3 separate regions of the Homo sapiens genome follow, and regions 1 and 3 are each linked to region 2. A link is an interaction called in ENCODE POLR2A ChIA-PET data of the cell type or tissue named here. Cell type or tissue: GM12878. All regions are shown on one strand. Each heading gives the region's core, and the rest is flanking DNA. Links, peaks and the distances in the headings are about the cores only.

What was found. ChIA-PET counts read pairs that join two places held together with the same protein. Peaks named below come from ENCODE experiments on the same cell type or tissue, not always from the same donor. Only the 100,000 strongest peaks of a DNase experiment are listed, where the experiment ranks them.
Region 1: POLR2A ChIA-PET joins it to region 2 with 5 read pairs; 1 of 35 experiments calls an interaction of 5 or more read pairs at or near these places.
Region 3: POLR2A ChIA-PET joins it to region 2 with 5 read pairs; 2 of 35 experiments call an interaction of 5 or more read pairs at or near these places.

What each region holds. Positions count from the first base shown.
Region 1 is chr2:26,267,186-26,273,042 of GRCh38, forward strand. It overlaps HADHB (hydroxyacyl-CoA dehydrogenase trifunctional multienzyme complex subunit beta), which reads left to right. Exons shown (of 16, transcript NM_000183.3): 5 at 2,768-2,812. Among named protein-coding and RNA genes, the nearest start is that of HADHB, 25 kb to the left of the region's middle. In GM12878, for the core only: no CTCF peak of the experiment used is centred there; a DNase peak (open chromatin) is centred at 2,806; H3K27ac peaks cover 1,053 bases.
Region 2 is chr2:25,207,636-25,213,492 of GRCh38, forward strand. LINC01381 (long intergenic non-protein coding RNA 1381) reads left to right here. Exons shown (of 2, transcript NR_132378.1): 2 at 1,339-1,567. Among named protein-coding and RNA genes, the nearest start is that of LINC01381, 6.3 kb to the left of the region's middle. In GM12878, for the core only: no CTCF peak of the experiment used is centred there; a DNase peak (open chromatin) is centred at 2,736; H3K27ac peaks cover 1,344 bases.
Region 3 is chr2:25,477,364-25,483,220 of GRCh38, forward strand. DTNB (dystrobrevin beta) reads right to left here. Exons shown (of 21, transcript NM_021907.5): 10 at 5,433-5,510. Among named protein-coding and RNA genes, the nearest start is that of DTNB-AS1, 59 kb to the left of the region's middle. In GM12878, for the core only: no CTCF peak of the experiment used is centred there; no DNase peak of the experiment used is centred there.

The DNA.
Region 1 (5,857 bases), core at 1,269-5,268, 1.1 Mb after region 2:
AAATAAATAGAGTTCATACCCAGATCTTGGTTTCTAAATAGCAGTCTTCAATACAAAGAACCAGAGCTCCTTTGAAGAATGATTAGGGCTGAGCCAGAGAAAAGACAGGATGAGCAAGGAGAACTTGTAGTGCCGGAAAGCAAAGAAGTACTTAAAAAAAAGAGGGGTTCAGGGGGTCATGTCAAAAAGACACAGGTCTGACCTGCAGGAGCTACCGGTCACCAAAACTGCAATGATTTGAGCAATAAAATAAATTGCAATAGTATTGGAACATAACCCAAAGAATAAAACAAATGCCTACGAGTCTAATCTGATATAAATAAGTGAATAAATAAATACACATTGGGAGGCCAAGGTGAATGGATCGCTTGAGGTCAGGAGTTCGAGACCAGCCTGGCCAACATGGTGAAACCCCTTCTCTACTAAAAATACAAAAATTAGCTGGATTTGGTGGCAGGCGCCTATAATCCCAGCTACTCAGGAGGCTGAGGCAGGAGAATCGATTGAACCCGGGAGGCAGAGGTTGCGGTGAGCCGACATCGTGCCACTGCACTCCAGCCTGGGCAACAGAGTGAGACTCTGTCTCAAAAAAAAAAAAAAAAAAGAGTAAATAAATGAGAAAGAATGAACAAGTCTTCCTTACAGAAGAATTTTGATTAATAAATATAGGAGGACTGTGTACAGTGGTTCACACATGTAATCCCAGCACTTTGGGAGGCTGAGGTAGGAGGATTGCTTGAGGCCAGGAGTTCGAGACCGGCATGGACAAAGTGAGACTCCATCTCTGCAAAAACTAAAAATGAAAAATTAGCTGGGTGTGGTAGCAGACACCGGTAGTCCTACCTACAAGGGAGGCCGAAGTGGGAAGATTGCTTGAGCCCATGAGTTTGAGGCTGCAGTGACCTGTGATTGCACCACTGCATTCCAGTCTGAGTGACAGAGTGAGACCCTATCTCAAAAAATAAAAATAAATAAAGAATGAGAAAAATAACCATTAGAATACCACATAATACTTGCTGCGAGATCTACAAATGAATGCTAAAATTAGGTGAAATGCTAAGAAGAAACAGAATATTTGCATAGTCTCAGAGAATCTCCCCCAAAATATTTATCAATTACTATGATGATTTCGACATACGTCCGCAAAGTCTGTGTTATTCCTGCCACTGGAAGGTGGAACTTAATTCTCCCCTCAGAATGTGGGCTAGACTTAGTGACTCACTTCTAACAAATTGAGATAAGAAAGGAAAAAATAGTAACTTTATAGTGGAGTAAACTGGCAGACATCACTTGACCCAAATCATCACTTTAACATCACTGGTAGTAAGTCATGTTGATATCATGTGCCCCCTGATACGAAGCTAAGAGAAATACAGTTTACCTCTGTGATATTCTTCCCCTAAATCCATAACCCCAGTCTTCAAAAGTGTCAAGGTCATGAAAGACAAGGAAGACTGAGAAACTGTCACAAATTGGAGGAGACTGAGGAGGCATGACAACTAAATGCAACATGGTATCTTGGATTGAATCTTGGAACAGAAAAAGGACATTAGTGGAACAACTGGTGAGACTCAGATAGGTAGTAGCTTAGTGAATAGTATTGTGCCAATGTTCATTTCTTAGTTTTAATAAGTATATCATGGTTATGTAAGATGTCAGTATTAGAAAAAGCAGGGGAAGGCTGGGCGCGGTGACTCACGTCTGTAATCCCAGCACTTTGGGAGGCCAAGGCGGGCAAATCACCTGAGGTCAGGAGTTCAGGACCAGCGTGGCCAACATGGTGAAATCCCATCTCTACTAAAAATACAAAAAAATCAGCTGGGCGTGGTGGTGGGTGCCCGTAATCCCAGCTATTCGGGAAGCTGAGGCAGGAGAATTGCTTGAACCCTGGAGGTGGAGGTTGCAGTGAGCTGAGATTGCGCCATTGCACTTCAGCCTGGGCAACAAGAGCGAACCTCCGTCTTAAAAAAAAAAAAAAAACAGCAGGGGGAAAGAGGAACTCTGCTCTCTTTTTCCAATTCTTATTTATGTATTTACACAGGGTCTTGCTCTGCTGCCCAGACTGGAGTGCAGTGGTGTGATCCTAGCAGCCTCAAATTCATGGCCTTAAGCAGTCTTCTCACCTCAGCCTCCCAAGTAGCTAGGACTACAGATCCATGCCACCACGCCTGGCTAATTTTTAATATTTTTTGTAAGAGACAAGGTCTTGCTTGCTCTGTTACCCAGGCTGGTCTTGAACTCCTGGCCTCAAGTAGTCATATCACCTCAGCCTCCCAAAATGTTGGGATTCTAGGTGTGAGCCACCATGCTTGGCCTCTTTCCAATTCTTTGGTAAATCTCAAGTTACTTAAAAGCAAAAAGTTTCTTCAAAAGTCCTAATACATCACCTGTAGCCCTGTAGGCATTACAAAATAAATAAATAATATACTTTTAAAATAAAATGTTTAAAGGAAAAGAGACCTCAAAGGTGGGGCTTCACTTTAAAGAAAATTTAGCATATGTTATACTGAACATTAAGGTGTTGGACAACATTTTTGTTCGATTCTTAGCAAGCTCAGGAGGAGTTAAGGCTTGCTAGACTTTTAAGGATGACAAATAGCGAAGTCACACTATTTCTTCATTTGAAATGATGGACTGCCTTGGATAGTAAAGTTAAGTGTGTTTGTAGCAGCATGTGTTTGATGATCTCTGGGTATTTCAAATAGAATGAAAATTTTTCATTGAAGCTCTAGGGTTTTGGTTTAAATTACTGGTTTTCGTTCCCCAGATATAAAGACCTGATGCCACATGATTTGGCTAGAGCAGCGCTTACGTAAGTAAATGCAGTTTCATTTCCGTTCTTATTTCATTAAAGGCACTTTCTCCAGTTTTTACACATAAAATAGCAATTTGTTCTTATTTTAGCCATCTGTACTATACAAATTTAAGCAGCTTATGAATATTGTCAATCTTTATTTTGCAGGCCTAACAGTGTCTTAGCCTGACAGTATACTTTAATGCTACCTTAGCTAGCCACAGGACTCGATTGATCAGCCTAAACACAATACATATATTTGATGATTGCCTTAGGAACTTGTATAAGGGTAGCTGAACAGATTATGTAGATATTTACCTAGAAAGAAGCCTAAAAGACACCTGAAGATTCATGTGCAAACCAAGTAAAAATGTAAAATTAGATGTAGTTAAATAAGATTAGGCTGGATGAATAATTTGGTTGAGAATCATTAAATGTGTTGCTGTTTCATAACATGTAAGGCATTATCTCTTCATTTTCCACTGACACTTTGCCTTTGTGTCTTCAACCAGCCACAGTTCTTTCTTAGTTTGGAGAAACCCTTCAGTTGACCTTTCTGTCCATTCTAACTCTATGTTTGTTTTTTTTTTCTTCCTGCAATACCTCAAGCATGAGTGAAAGAGCAGTTGTTTCTGTTTCCTTATTATTAGTTTCCTCTGTCTAATTGTATAATCATTATTTCCATTTTCCCTTTGTTTTACAGAAACCATACTTTAGAATCTTCTCTTAATAATGGTTTTATGATTGCTCAATGTACTGATCCTTTCTCAGTCCTCTGTCTCTGTACTTTATAGCACTTGACACTGTAAGCTATAATCACCTCTCTTCTGTTGACTTCTTAGTAATATGCCTTTATGATTTTTCTTTTTCTTCTGTATCCTGACTGATTCTTCTGTAGCTTTTTTTTTTTTTTTTTTGAGACGGAGTCTCGCTCTGTCACCCAGGCTGGAGTGCAGTGGCGTGATTTCGGCTCACTGCAAGCTCTGCCTGCCGGGTTCACGCCATTCTCCTGCCTCAGCCTCCCGAGTACCTGGGACTACAGGCGCCTGCCACCATGCCCGGCTAATTTTTTTTTTCTTTTTTTTTTTTGTATTTTTAGTAGAGACGGGGTTTCACTGTGTTAGCCAGGATGGTGTCGATCTCCTGACCTCGTGATCCGCCCTCCTCGGCCTCCCAAAGTGCTGGGCTTACAGGTGTGAGCCACTGCGCCCGGCCGATTCTTCTCTAGCTTAAAAAAAAAAAACTGGGCCAAGCACGGTGGCTCACTCCTGTAATCCCAGCACTTTGGGAGGCTGAGGTGGGCAGATCACCTGAGGTCGGGAGTTCAAGACCAGCCTGACCAACATGGAGAAACCCCATCTCTACTAAAAATACAAAATTAGCTGGGCGTAGTAGCACATGCCTGTAATGCCAGCTACTTGGAAGGCTGAGGCAGGAGAATCCCTTGAACCTGGGAGGCAGAGGTTGCAGTGAGCCGAGATCACGCCATTGCACTCCAGCCTGGGCAACAAGAGCAAAACTCCGTCTCAAAAAATAAAAATAAAAAACCACACACACACACAACTGGATCTCTCCCTCTTTCTCTTTTTGAAAGGTGTTTTGCAAGTTTCATTCCTTAGAGCTTTGCATTTCTCTGTATGCATATTTTCCTTTAAAAATCTCATCTACTAGCTAGGCATGGTGTCTTACACCTATAATCCCAGCACTTTAGGAAACCAAGGCAGGAGGATCAAGGTAGGAGGATCTTTTGAGCCCAGGAGTTTGAGACCAGCCTAAGCAACATAGTAAGACTCCATCTCTACAAAAAAAAATTTTAAAAATTAGCCAACCAAGAGAATTCAGCTCAGGAGTTGAAGGTTGCAGTGAGCTATGATTCCACTACTAGACTCCAGGCAGGGCAATCGAGCAAGACTTTGTCTCAAAAAAAAAATTTTTTTTAAATTTTTAATTTATTTTTTTCTGTATGGAGTCTCACTCTGTCCAAGGCTGGAGTGCAGTTGCTTGATCATAGCTCACTGCAACCTCGAAGCCTCCCAGGTAACTGGGACTATAGGCGTAAGCCAATGTTTCTAACCCTCTTTTTAGTTTTTTTAATTGATAAAAAACTACAGATTTTACAGATTTTTATTTATTTATTTCATTGTAGCCAAGTTTAGTCATTACTCATTTTGAAGCTCAGCTTATTCCACATTTTATCTGGCACTCCTTCAAGTTGGCTCCTGTGTGCCTTTTGTTTTTTAGTATAATGCTGGTTGTTGATATATAATTTGCATGCAATAAAGTGCACAGATTTTAAGTGTATAGTTTGATGAGTTTTGACAAATGTATATACCCCGTGTTCCTGTTTTTGATATGGTCCCATTTGTCTTTTTTTTTTTTTTTTGACACAGAGTTTCGCTCTTGTTGCGCAAATTGGAGTGCAGTGGCACGATCTCGGCTCACTGCAGCCTCCGCCTCCCAGGTTCAAGCAATTCTCCTGCCTCAGCCTTCCGAGTAGCTGGAATTACAGGCACATGCCACCAGTCTTGGCTAATTTTTTTTGTATTTTTAGTAGAGACGGGGTTTTGCTGTGTTAGCCAGGCTGGTCTCGAACTCCTGTCCTCAAGTGATCCGCCTGCCTCGGCCTCCCAAAGTGCTAGGATTACAGGCTTAAACCACTGTGCCCGGCTGATATGGTCCCATTTGTCTTTGAGTGCTTCCTTACTTTTGGCACAAAAAAGATGGAAATTCACTTTGTACTTTCTTCTGGACCTGGTATCAGTCATTTCTTAAAAAACCTTTTGTCCTTTTAATGGGGAATGGCATTTAGAAACCAAATCTGGGGCCGGGTATAGTGGCTTACACCTATAATCCCAGCACTTTGGGAGGCCAAGGCTGGTGGATCACTTGCAGTCAGGAGTCCGAGACCAGCCTGGCTAACATGGTGAACCCTGTTTCTACTAAAAATACAAAAATAAGCCAGGCATCATGGCAGGCGCTTGTAGCCCCAGCTACTCAGGAGGCTGAGGTGAGAGAACCACTTAAACCCAGGAGGTGGAGGTTGCAGTGAGCCGAGATTGTGCC
Region 2 (5,857 bases), core at 1,070-5,069:
CTTTCTATTTTAACTCGAACTCTTGAGATGCCTTGTTTTCCAGAGCTCCAGGACCACCGTCCACCAGCTGTACTGCTGACCTTTGCTGTGGTTGGCTTTGCTGTCCTCTCAGCCTAAGACGCCCTTGGCCTTCTCTGTCCTGTGAACTCCCACCCCATCCTTTAAGGCAGGGAATGGTACACTTTTTCTGTAAAGGCCTAGATAGTAAATATATTAAGCTTTGTGTATAGTCTCTGTCACAACGATCCATAGAATGAGCATGGCTGTATTCCCACTACATTTTATTTACGGACATTTTAGTCTTTTTCTTCTTTTTGAGATGGGGGTCTCACTATGTTGCCCAGGCTGGTCTCAAACTCCTGGATTCAAGCGATCCTCCAGCCTTGGCCTCCTACATAGCTGGACTATACATACACACCACCATACCCAGTGTGGACACTTATAACCGGGCTCAACTGTAAATCCCTAAGATATAGATTGAAGTCCTGTAGCTGTGAATGTGACCTTATTTGGAAATAGGGTCTTTGCAGATGTAATCAGGTTAAGATGAGGTCACTGGGGTGGGCCGTAATCCAATAGAACTGGTGTCTATATAAGAGGGAGATGGGCCGAGCATAGTGGCTCACTTCTGTAGTCTCAGCTATTGGGAGTCTGATGGGGGAGGAGCCTGGGAGATGGAGGCTGCAGTGAGCCGTGATTGCACCACTGCACATCAGCCTGAGCAACAGAGCGGGAACTTGTCTCCAAAAAAATAAATAAATAGTCTGGGGCTCGGTGGCTCACGCCTGTAATCCCAGCACTTTGGGAGGCCGAGGCGGGTGGATCACGAGGTCAGGAGATCGAGACCATCCTGGCTAACATGGTGAAACCCCGTCTCCACTAAAAAAAAATACAAAAAATTAGCCGGGCTTGGTGGCAGGCGCCTGTAGTCCCAGCTACTCGGGAGGCTGAGGCAGGAGAATGGAGTGAACCCAGGAGGTGGAGCTTGCAGTGAGCCGAGATCGCGCCACTGCACTCCAGCCTGGGCGACAGAGCAAGACTCTGTCTCAAAATAAATAAATAAATAAATAAATAAATAAATAAATAAATAAATAAAAATAACAGAGGGAAATGTGGATACCCATAAAAAGGAGAACGCCATACGAGGACGCAGACACAGAGGGAAAGTGGCTGTGACCTTGATTTTGTACTTCTAAGCCTCCGGAACTGTGGGACAATAAGTTTCTGTGTTTTAAGCCACCTGGTTTCTGGTACTTTGTTATAGCAGCCCTAGGAAACTAACACCAACATTTCGATTTCAAAGTGTTCACACGTCTTCTTCTTCTTCTTCTTCTCCAGATATTATCAGCCAAGCTAGAACACAAGGCAGCCCACCAACCCAGCACAGATTTGAACAGGCAGCTGAGGAGAGAGCCTGGGATGCCAGCTCTGAAGTGTTCACCGCTAGAAGTGTTCCCTTGTCAAAGAAAGAAGCCATCCCTTGTCAGTAGATGGTCAGGAGTTCAAGACCAGCCTGGGCAACATGGTGAAACCCCGTCTTTACAAAAAAATACAAACATTAGCCAGGCGTGGTGGCCTGTGCCTGTGGTCCCAGCTGCTTGGGAGGCTGAGGTGGGAGGATCACTTGAGCCTGGGAGGTCGAGGCTGCAGTGCCACAGTGCACTTCTACCATCACTTGTCACGGCTCATTGAACCCATGTGACCCTGATCCAAGCCAGGCAACCACAGTCTCTGTCCCAGAAACTTGGTGTGAAGTCAGAGACAGAGTCAGTTGGTGCCAGTATAAGGACTGGAAGGTTATGAAGGCTGGGACATGAGACCTTTGGGGTCAGCCATGAGGGTGCCAGCTGGAAATCAGTGACCGAGGGCAAGGGAAGGAACCCGATCAACAGAAGGGCAGAGGCAGGGCATACACAGTCCCTGATGGAAGGATAGACAGAGAGAGCAGCCACCTGGGAAACCCTGCTTACGCTGATGCCCATCCTGCCTCCTACAACTGAATTCCATGAAATGCTGTCATGGTTATTCTAAGTCCCCCTTGACTTCAGCAGCTTTAGTGGGCTTCTGGGCCTTGCAGCCAAACCAGCTGCCAGGCATCCAGCCCAAAGTAGGTCCTCAAAGTATCCTGCCCATCTGCCTTTTAGGGCTGGGATTCCTTACTTTTGCCCAGGAAAGGCATCTTGGGGTGACATCTGGGAAGCAAGGATCACTCAGAAAAGAGGGAAGGAGCTGGGGCTGGGATTCCAACAATTTCACTGTGGCAGCATGTATGGTCCAGCCCTATGGCGCCTTGTTGGTTTTCTCTTCATGTGCGGAGACGAGAGATTGTAGAAAAATAAGACACAAGACTAAGAGAGAGTATGACAGACAGCTGGGCCCAGGGGGCCACTACCACCAATGTGCAGAGTCCGGTAGTGGCCCCGTATGTCTGGATGCACTGCTATTTATTGTATACAAGGCAAGGGGGCAGGATAAGGAGAGTGAGTCATGTCAAGTGATTGATAAGGTCAAGCAAGTCACGTGTCCACCGGACAGGGGGCCCCTTCCCTTTGTGGTAGCTGAAGCAGAGGGAGGACATCATGCATCAGCCTTTTTTCTATGTGCTTATCAGAGATCAAAGACTTTAATACTTTCACTATTTCTGCTACTGCTATCTTCTAAGGACTTAAGAGGGGAACCAGGTATATAGGCAGAACATGAAAGTGAACGAGTGTGACCACCGAAGCACAGCACCACAGGGAGACGTTTAAGCCTCCGGATGTCTGTGGGTAGACTGGCTGATGTCCAACCTCCCACAAGAGGCTGGTGGAGCAGGTGTTCTCTAACTCTTCCAAGGAAAGGGAAACCCCCTTTCATGGTCCGCTAAGTAACAGGTGCCTTCCCAGGAACACAAGCCCACAAGCGGCCTTTATCCGGGCGTGACAGAGGGCTCACGCTCTTTTTTTTTTTTTTTTTTTTTTGAGACGAAGTCACTCTGTCGTCCAGGCTGGAGTGCAGTGGTGCGATCTCGGCTCACTGCAAGCTCTGCCTCCCGGGTTCATGCCATTCTCCTGCCTCAGCCTCTCGAGTAGCTGGGACTACAGGCGCCCGCCACCATACCCAGCTAATTTTTTGTATTTTTAGTAGAGATGGGGTTTCCCCGTGTTAGCCAGGATGGTCTCGATCTCCTAACCTCGTGATCCGCCTGCCTTGGCCTCCCAAAGTGCTGGGATTACAGGCGTGAGCCACCATGTCCGGCCTGACAGAGGGCTCACACTCTTATCTTCTGGTCACTTCTCACAATGTTCCTTCAGCTCCTGACTGTACTGGCTGGTTATTCCTCGGTTATAATAGTAAAGCACAGATTAATACTAAAACTAATGATTGATAATATCCATATATAATCATCTCTATATCCTATTTCTAGTATAACTTTTCTTATTCTATTTTCTTTATTATACTGGAACAGTTTGTGCCTTCAGTCTCTTGCTTCGGCACCTGGGTGGCTTTCCGCCCACAGCAGCAAGAGTCATTGTTAGTAATAAGTCTTAATACTGTACCATAAGGTTGCAACTTGTTTATTTTTTTGAGACAGAGTCTCACTCTGTCTCCCAGGCTGGAGTGCGGTGGTGCAATCTTGGCTCGCTGCAGCCTCAACCTCCCAGGCTCAAGCGATCCTCCCACCTCAGCCTCCCAAGTAGCTTGGGACCACAGGCACGAGCCACAACACTCAGCTAATTTTTGTACTTTTTGTAGAGACAGGGTTTCACTATGTAGCCTAGGCTGATCTCAAACTCCTGAGCTCAACTGATCCATTTGCCTTGGCCTCCCAAAGTGCTGGGATTACAGGTGTGAGCCACCGCACCTGGCTACATCTCATTTATTGAGTACTCGTTTATATCCTCTAGTGAACACCTAATATACATATCTTAATCCTCACAACAGCCTAGGAAGGAGGCTACTAATTGTGTCAATTTTATTTGCTGAGTCTTTAAAAAGGTTGAGTTGATTATCACAGCTGGTAGAGGGCTAGGATTTAAACTCAATCTGTCTGCATTTTCTGCTTTGCCACACTGCACTCCTGCCATAATTAGGATCCATCTTCCTAGGGTTGATTCCTCCAGCTGCTGTGGCCTAAAAAATGTGAGTTAATTGGTTACAGAGTAGGGATACCATGTTTGTACTCTAATTTTTTCAAGAGCTGAGTGGTCTCAAAGTGGTCTGAGGACAGCCACCAGTAGCACTTTCTGTTGCCCTCTGTTGTTCCAAGTTCATCTCCCTAACTAGACAGCATGCTCTTTGATGGAGGGCCTCTGCTATCTTGACTTTTTTTTTTTTTAGACTGAGTCTCACTCTGTTGCCAGGCTGGAGTGCAGTGACGCGATCTTGGCTCACTGCAACCTCTGCCTCCTGGGTTCAAGCGATTCTCCTGCCTCAGCCTCCCAAGTAGCTGGGACTACAGGTGCGTGCCACGACACCCAGCTAATTTTTGTATTTTTAGTAGAGACGGGGTTTCACCATGTTGGCCAGGATGGTCTCGATCTCTTGACCTCGTGATCCACCCACCTCGGCCTCCCAAAATGCTGGGATTATAGGAGTGAGCCACCGTGCCCGGCCGATTTTTTTTACTTTATCCTGAAAACCATGTGTAACGGCCTCTGGTTGCTATTGTTTTAGTGCTGACCAGCCCCTTTCCATCCCATTTCCTTCTGGAAACAGGCTGCCCTTGGTCCTTCAGCCATAGCCCTCCAGCCTGGGCAATCAGACTACCCAATAATGAGATGGTGCCAGACTGAGCAGGACCAGTCAGAATTCTTCTCTGGAGTTGATAGAAGGCTCTGGGGAAAATTCCACCAAGGCTGTAAGCTAGGAGCATGTGAATTCAGGGATGTCAGGGGGCAAGTTTCCCCCACCTGGAGTCAGACTGTTTACAGAGGAGGCCAAGCAGAGCCAAACAAAAACAAGACAGACTTGAAGAGAGCACGAGAGAGCAAGAGCAAGAGAGGAGAGAGAGACAGTGCGAGAAGAGAGGAGAGAGAATCAAGTATTAGTTCCAGTTCCTAAGGTCTGTTCAATTCTGCGAACAATCCAGGCATCCTTCTGGACTCTCTCAGAGTCCATTTACTTTCTGTTACGCACTTGGTCCCGTAATATGTCACCATGACAAGCACAGTATGATTCGACTGCTGGGGTTCAAGGGGTGGAGGACGAGCTGATCAGAAAGTTTCTGTCATGGTGACAGCAGCCCAATTTCATGCTGGAAATGAAGGCAGCTCCTGCTGCTCCATCCAGCATTTGAGGGGCCCCTCTCTCTGCCCTTTGGATGTAGATAGCCCATTCTACGCAGCCAGACCTTTGCATATGGCCTTCAGCTATACAGAAATCCAGATGGCAGTTCTTGGGACCCTTTTCCTCTCATCAATCCCACCTCAAGCATCTTCCGCCTCGCAGCTCTTAACCCTCCCTATCTATTCCAAGCTCTGCCAAGCCCCATTTTATCAGCCAGACAGGATTCTGTGTTCCGCCTGACACATCTCCTGACCCTAACCCATGCCACTGCCCTCCCTCTCCTCCTCCAACTGGGCCTTCCTCCCACCTAGGCCATCAGCACGTTTCTGGACGTTCTCACTTCGAAATTGCTCCTTTATTGGCTTCTTTCCCAGGCTTGTCCACAGGCCTAGAGCGTCCTCTGCCTAGGATCCCCAGGGCCTGAGAGGCCCTTCCAGAGGGGCTGACTAGAGAGGCGTGGCTAAGTCCAGGGGGTGCTGCTTTTGTGGGGCAGGCTGCCTCCCCACCCCGAGTGACTCCAGTTCAAGAAGCACCGTGGCATGGCTCGGGGTCCAGCGGGCCCAGCCCAGCTCCATAGTGAGGAGTGCAT
Region 3 (5,857 bases), core at 1,269-5,268, 270 kb after region 2:
AATTTGGCCATGTTTTTACAGTTCAGAAATAATATTTATACTGTGGCATCTTCTGATCTTCAAAAACTGCTTTTCTTTTTTATGAAGTATAAATTAAAGTAAATATGCTATGATAAAATCTCGCCTTTACCTAAAAGTGCTAGCAATTAGGACTACTCAGGATTATAGGCTCTAATATTTACCATTTCCCATCCAAAGATGGTATTATGTCCCAAGTCAATACATCATCAACAACTGAACAAAACAGAATAGAAATAATTATTTCTATTTTTGAGAGAATATTATTTGTTGGGAGAAATAAAAGTGAAGTGTTAGGGAAAAAAGACCTCTTCTAAAACACATCTATGCAAAAGGAGGTGTGATATAATACATAACACAGTTTTTTTCAGAAGCCACCCAAAAGAGAAGCCCATAGCTGTAATTCCTGAGTACCTCTACCTTTTCCAGGGACTATGAGCCAATCATTCTGAATCTGCGTTTCCAGAGCGTTCTAATTCCTAGGGTTGGCTTTCTTCTGGGCTTGTCTTACTTTTAGCCTACGTTTTAGTTTTTCTCTGTTAAGTTCGTTACCACTCATCCATTTGCTTGGCTGCTACCAAAATTTTGTTGCTATTGTTTCTCTTCTTTTTCTTTGTTCTTGTGAGTTTTTACTTTAAAAAAAAAAAAAAAAAGAAACCTCTTGGCTGTCATTTTAGTGGTGTTTCAGGACGAAACAGGCAAATGTGACTTAATATGCCATGCTATCTGTTACTTTCCTTTTCCCTAAGTCTCTAAATTGCAATTATCCTATTTGGAGATCTTTACTTTTGTATACTGTGTGTGTGAGTGTTTAAAATGCATCATTTGGTTCATGGTTTAATGGGTTAATGAATCACAAAAGGAGATACCCAGGCCTGGTCCAGATGACTGGGTATAAATTGGATACCCTGGACCTCGTCCCTTTCACAGGAGGTGGCTAAGACTCCTGGGAAAAGTGCGAGAGCGTCGGCAGTTGTACATGGATGGCTGCCTTATGTGAAGAAGGAAAATTCTGGACGTGGAAATGTGTACGGGAAGGCTTGTGTGTGTGCATGTGTGCACACAGCTATGTGCTAGGTAGGAAAACCATGGTCTGCTAACAGTCTCAGTTATTTTTCTTTCCCAGGATCTCTCTCTCTTCTTCTTCTTCTTTTTTTTTTAGAGACAGAGTCTCGCTATGTTGCTGAGGCTGGAGTGCAGTGGCTATTCACGGCATGATCATAGCTCACTGCAGCCTCAAATTCCTGGGATCAAGCGATCCTCCTACCTCAGCCTCCTCTCTCTCTTCTTTTCTTGGCAGTATACTCTTCTTTGGGGGAAATGCTTCTTCCTCTGCTCTGATGCCATAGGTCTAACGGGCATGGTCCCTCACATACACACAAGGATGGACAGCAACGCAATCCAGGACACAAGAATCCTTCCTTGCGTTTTTCTAATCCAAAGGAGGAAAAGCACAACCCCTGGAGGGGCAAGGCTGTAGGGAGGTGTGTGTCTGCAACCATCGGCAGCTTGGGAGCAGCTGTTCTGCAGTGGCGGGGAGCGAAGATGGCACACGGAGAGAGGCAGCTCGGAGAAGGAGGGCCGCCTGGGGGCATTCCAGCTGCTTTTGTGATCTGTGTACTCTTCTGCCCTTCCCTTTCTGCTTTTTGCCTTTGCTTTGTGGGTTTTGCCTTTTAAGGTTCGATTTTAATACTTGGAACTAAAGGAGACATAATATTAATATACCAACTGAACGCACAAAGCACAAAGTTGCATACTGAAGGCTTTTGTTACTTCCACAGTTCTATGAAATTCCCACAGAATTGTTAAGCTTTAAGTATCCATAAACACAGCTAAAGCTTTAGAAGACATTTAAAAATAAAAAAAATTAGCATCATTTTCCATATTTGTCTGAATATAAGTTGACTTAAAATAACAGAACAGTACGCAGCATAAGAACACAATTCACATTCTGAACCTTGGGGAAAAAGAGGTCTAGACGCGGGCCTCCTAGGAAATTGGACAGGGGAGGGGTATTTTAAGCCTATGTTTTAAAGCCTTGAAAAGTTTTTTCTTGTTTGCTTTTAAATGTACTATGTGGACGCTTTTAAAAGAAAGTAAATTTCAAGGAAGTATTTAGCCTAAGGCAGACAAAATTTCTTTTCAGTTATAAGATATCAATTTAGGGATATTAAAAGATTATTAGGGAGGGCAAATCCCTACAGTAGAACCTCTCGGGAACATAATTTATGGTTATCTCACATGACAGTCATCATCTCTGCCATTTATAAGGTCTTCTGTGAAAAGTAAAGCTTACATTCAGATCATCTTTTATTTGGACTAACAGCATTACTTTTGGCCACTGTGATTATCACTATTTTTATATGCACTGCCTATTAAAAAGGTAGGAACTAGAGCACTTAAAATTTTTCCTGCATTTTTATCACTGTGCATGTTGTTGTCTCATTCAGTGATTGACGTCTTAGGATGAGTTCTAAAAGAAACCTCTTATTCTGGAGAGTAGCTGCTCTATCTCCGCGAGCATTCCTGTCTGGGCAGAGTAAGGCTCTGTGGCTGGCAAGACGTGCTGGGCTCCTGGCTTCCGTTAGACTCTCTGGCCACACAGGTCTGTCCACATTCAGAGGAGGGAAGAAAAGCTGAGGAGTCATTAAGGAAACAAGTAGAATACTACCTGGAAATTTATACTATTTGATTACTGGGGCCATGAAAAGCCAAGTCTATGAATTAGGTAATTAGTATCCACATGGTATATCACAATCTCATACTGAATATAAATGGAATCCCCTAAAATCCTGGGGGCTGTAATGGTAGGGTAGGAGCATTTTGTTCCTATGGAGCCGCTACTCAAGTAATTGTGCTTCTTAATCAATCGGAGCTCAACCTTCTTCTCTGGTCTGCCCTCTGGCTGCCTTTGGTCTGCTGGTCAGCCCTTGCAAAGTTTACGATAACCACCTCTAGGGTGGGCTAATTCCACCAGAAAGAGTGGCTAAACACTGACTTTAAGATGAAATCTTAATCCAGGCTATAGATTATCTGAAGCAGCTTTCAAAAATGACAGGTATCATTTTGTGACTGGCAATCACAGCTGGCTACTTACAATAAAGCCTGCAGGTGTAACACAGCAAGCCTGAGGGGTAGGCCTCTACAGAGGTGGCTATGATTATTACTGCTCCCTTCTTTTAGTTTTTTCAAGCAATAAAACACTGTCCAGAAAGCCATGCTCCTTCTAATAGCCTCTAGCAGCCACATTCAGCTGTGGTCGCCCTCATGTACTCGGGTGACTTAGCGTGACAGAACTAGTAAATGATGAGAAGAATTCAGATGGGAAATGCTACTGAATGAGATGGTATTCTTATAATTAACAGGAAAACTATGACCTGAATTCTTTGAATCGGCCACCTTATCTGCCTGGTTTTGAAACGGAAACATCTTTGATCTGGAGTCTGGGTTTGAATGCTATGGGTGTTAAACATAAAAAACTGAAGTCCAAGGACAGCAAGGGTTATCGTAATATCTAGGTAGGTGGGACAGGCTTAATTGCTTTGTATTCGTCCATAAAAATTCCTTTCCTGCTTGAGAGGGCATTGCTGGTAAATTATTCTGTCTCTTCCTCACTTATTCTCACATTCCAGTTTATTTCCTAAGTCATAAAAATAATACATTAAATTCTCACATAAACCCCAAAAGGTAGATATTATTTTTGTCCCCATTTTAGAGATAAAAAATTGAAAACAAGGCCAGGTATGGTGGCTCGTGCCCGTAATCCAGCACTTTGGGAGTCTGAGGCAGTTGGATCACTTGAGATCAGGAGTTTGAGACCAGCTTGGCCAACATGGTGAAACCCAATCTCTACTGAAAAAAAAAAATACAAAAATTAGCTAGGTATGGTGGCAGGTGCCTGTAATTCCAGCTAGTCGGGAGGCTGAGGCAGGAGAATCGCTTGAACCTGGGAGGTGGAGGTTGCAGTGAGCTAAGATTGGGCCACTGCACTCCAGCCTGGGTGACAGACAGAGACAGTGTCTCCAAATTTAAAAAAAAAAAAAAAATGAAGACAAGAACATTTCAAGGTAAGCAAAGAGCCAGATTCCAACTCAGAAAGAGTCTGGCTCAAGAGTCCATGCTCTGGTGCCCTGTACCACTCAGCTCTGTCCAGAAGCAGTGGCCTGACTCTCTTGCTGCTGGAAAGTGCCCTAGCAAGGCTAAAGGCAAGTACTCTTACCTGGTCAGGTCCTGAGTCTCCATGCGGGTAATGTGTTATCAGGCCACTCTGATTTATTAAGTCCCTAACTTCTCTCTTCAGGGTAGTCCTACACTTTACTCGTTAGCTTCCTTGTCAGGCTATTGCCCAAACTTGCTTGATGATAAGAATCAGCTGGAATAAAAATGTAGCTTCTCAAGATCCTATCTTCAGAAATTCCAGTTCACTGGGTCTGATGTTGTCCCAGAAATCTGTTTTCAACAAGTGACCCAGGTGATTCTTCTCATCAGTCAGGTTTGATAAACACTGACGTAGGAGTTTTAGCCAATGGGAACAAACATCATTGTCTTAAGCACTATGTATTATATAGTCAAAATTTCTATAGCATTTCTATAGCTGAATTAATCCAAAGCAATCGGTACATATGGCACAAAATGTATTTTTTTCCAGGAAGGACTAGGGGGTGGGCTGGAATGTCTTTGTGGTTTTCTTGTTTCTGAGTGATGACTGTTAGAAAGAATTCTTTAATGGCCATGCCCTTGAGGGAGTTTTTGCATTGCTCTGGGTCATGGAACAGCTTATACCAAATAGAAAGCCATTTTATATAGTTCTTTTAAGTCCTGCCTGAGAGAATTTTTGGAGAAGAGCAAATTAAATAAAGAGGAGAAAGAAGTACACAGTTCTCATTCCTTGAAGGCCCCTAAAGCAAACTCCTTGCATAACCAAAAGAGAGAGACTCAGGCTTTCCAACTTAAATGTTTATAAATCATACACAGAATGATTCAGGAGAAAATTTTATAAGGGATTAATTCAATTTACACAGTCTAATCAAAGAGCAAAAATGATCTTTGACAAAGAATTCAAAGGCAAAACTGTTGAAACTCACGACTACCAAAATATTGTTTAAGGTTAAAAAAACGGATCTGAAACGTGCCTAATCTGCTCTGACACTGCCACCACTGCTTGTCACAAATGAAGTTTCCACCTGAGGCACCACTGAAAGCCAAACTTCAGTTGCTATATTTGTGAGTCGGTGGGGGAAAAAAGGAAAATAAAAAGTAGAAATTAAGACTAAAAGACGGTCAAAGGAAGAGAAAGCAAACCAGTCCTTTCTGCCCTGTGGAACAACCTGCTTTTCAGGCCTCATTTCTGGCAGGGGCATCGCAAATCAGTAGCAGAGGCCAACACCCAAGTCGAAGGCACAAGACATACGTACCTCTTGGTGGGAGTGGGCACTCCAGAGGACATGTGGCTAACCATGGTGTCATTCATATTAGTCAGAGGGCGAGGAGGACTGAAAGAAAAGACATTTACCTTATATTAATAATGACCAACTAGGGGAAACAAGGGAAACGACGATAAGCATGGTAAGAGCAAAGGGACCAATCATCATTCGCGGTAAGCACAGACGGACCCATGGGGAGGGGGGGGACCCATGGGGAAGGGGAGGCCCATGGGGAGGTGGGGACCCATGGAGGGGGGGAACCCTTGGGGAGGGGGGTAGAAATCGATACTTCAAGCCTAAGTAAATTCAGCAAGAGGTTCTCCCTCACAAAGCCACAGGGCCACTGAGCTGTGGGTACCAGAGATGCAACTGATTATAAGCACACTACTGCAGGACGTAACTTTGGTGGCTTTTGC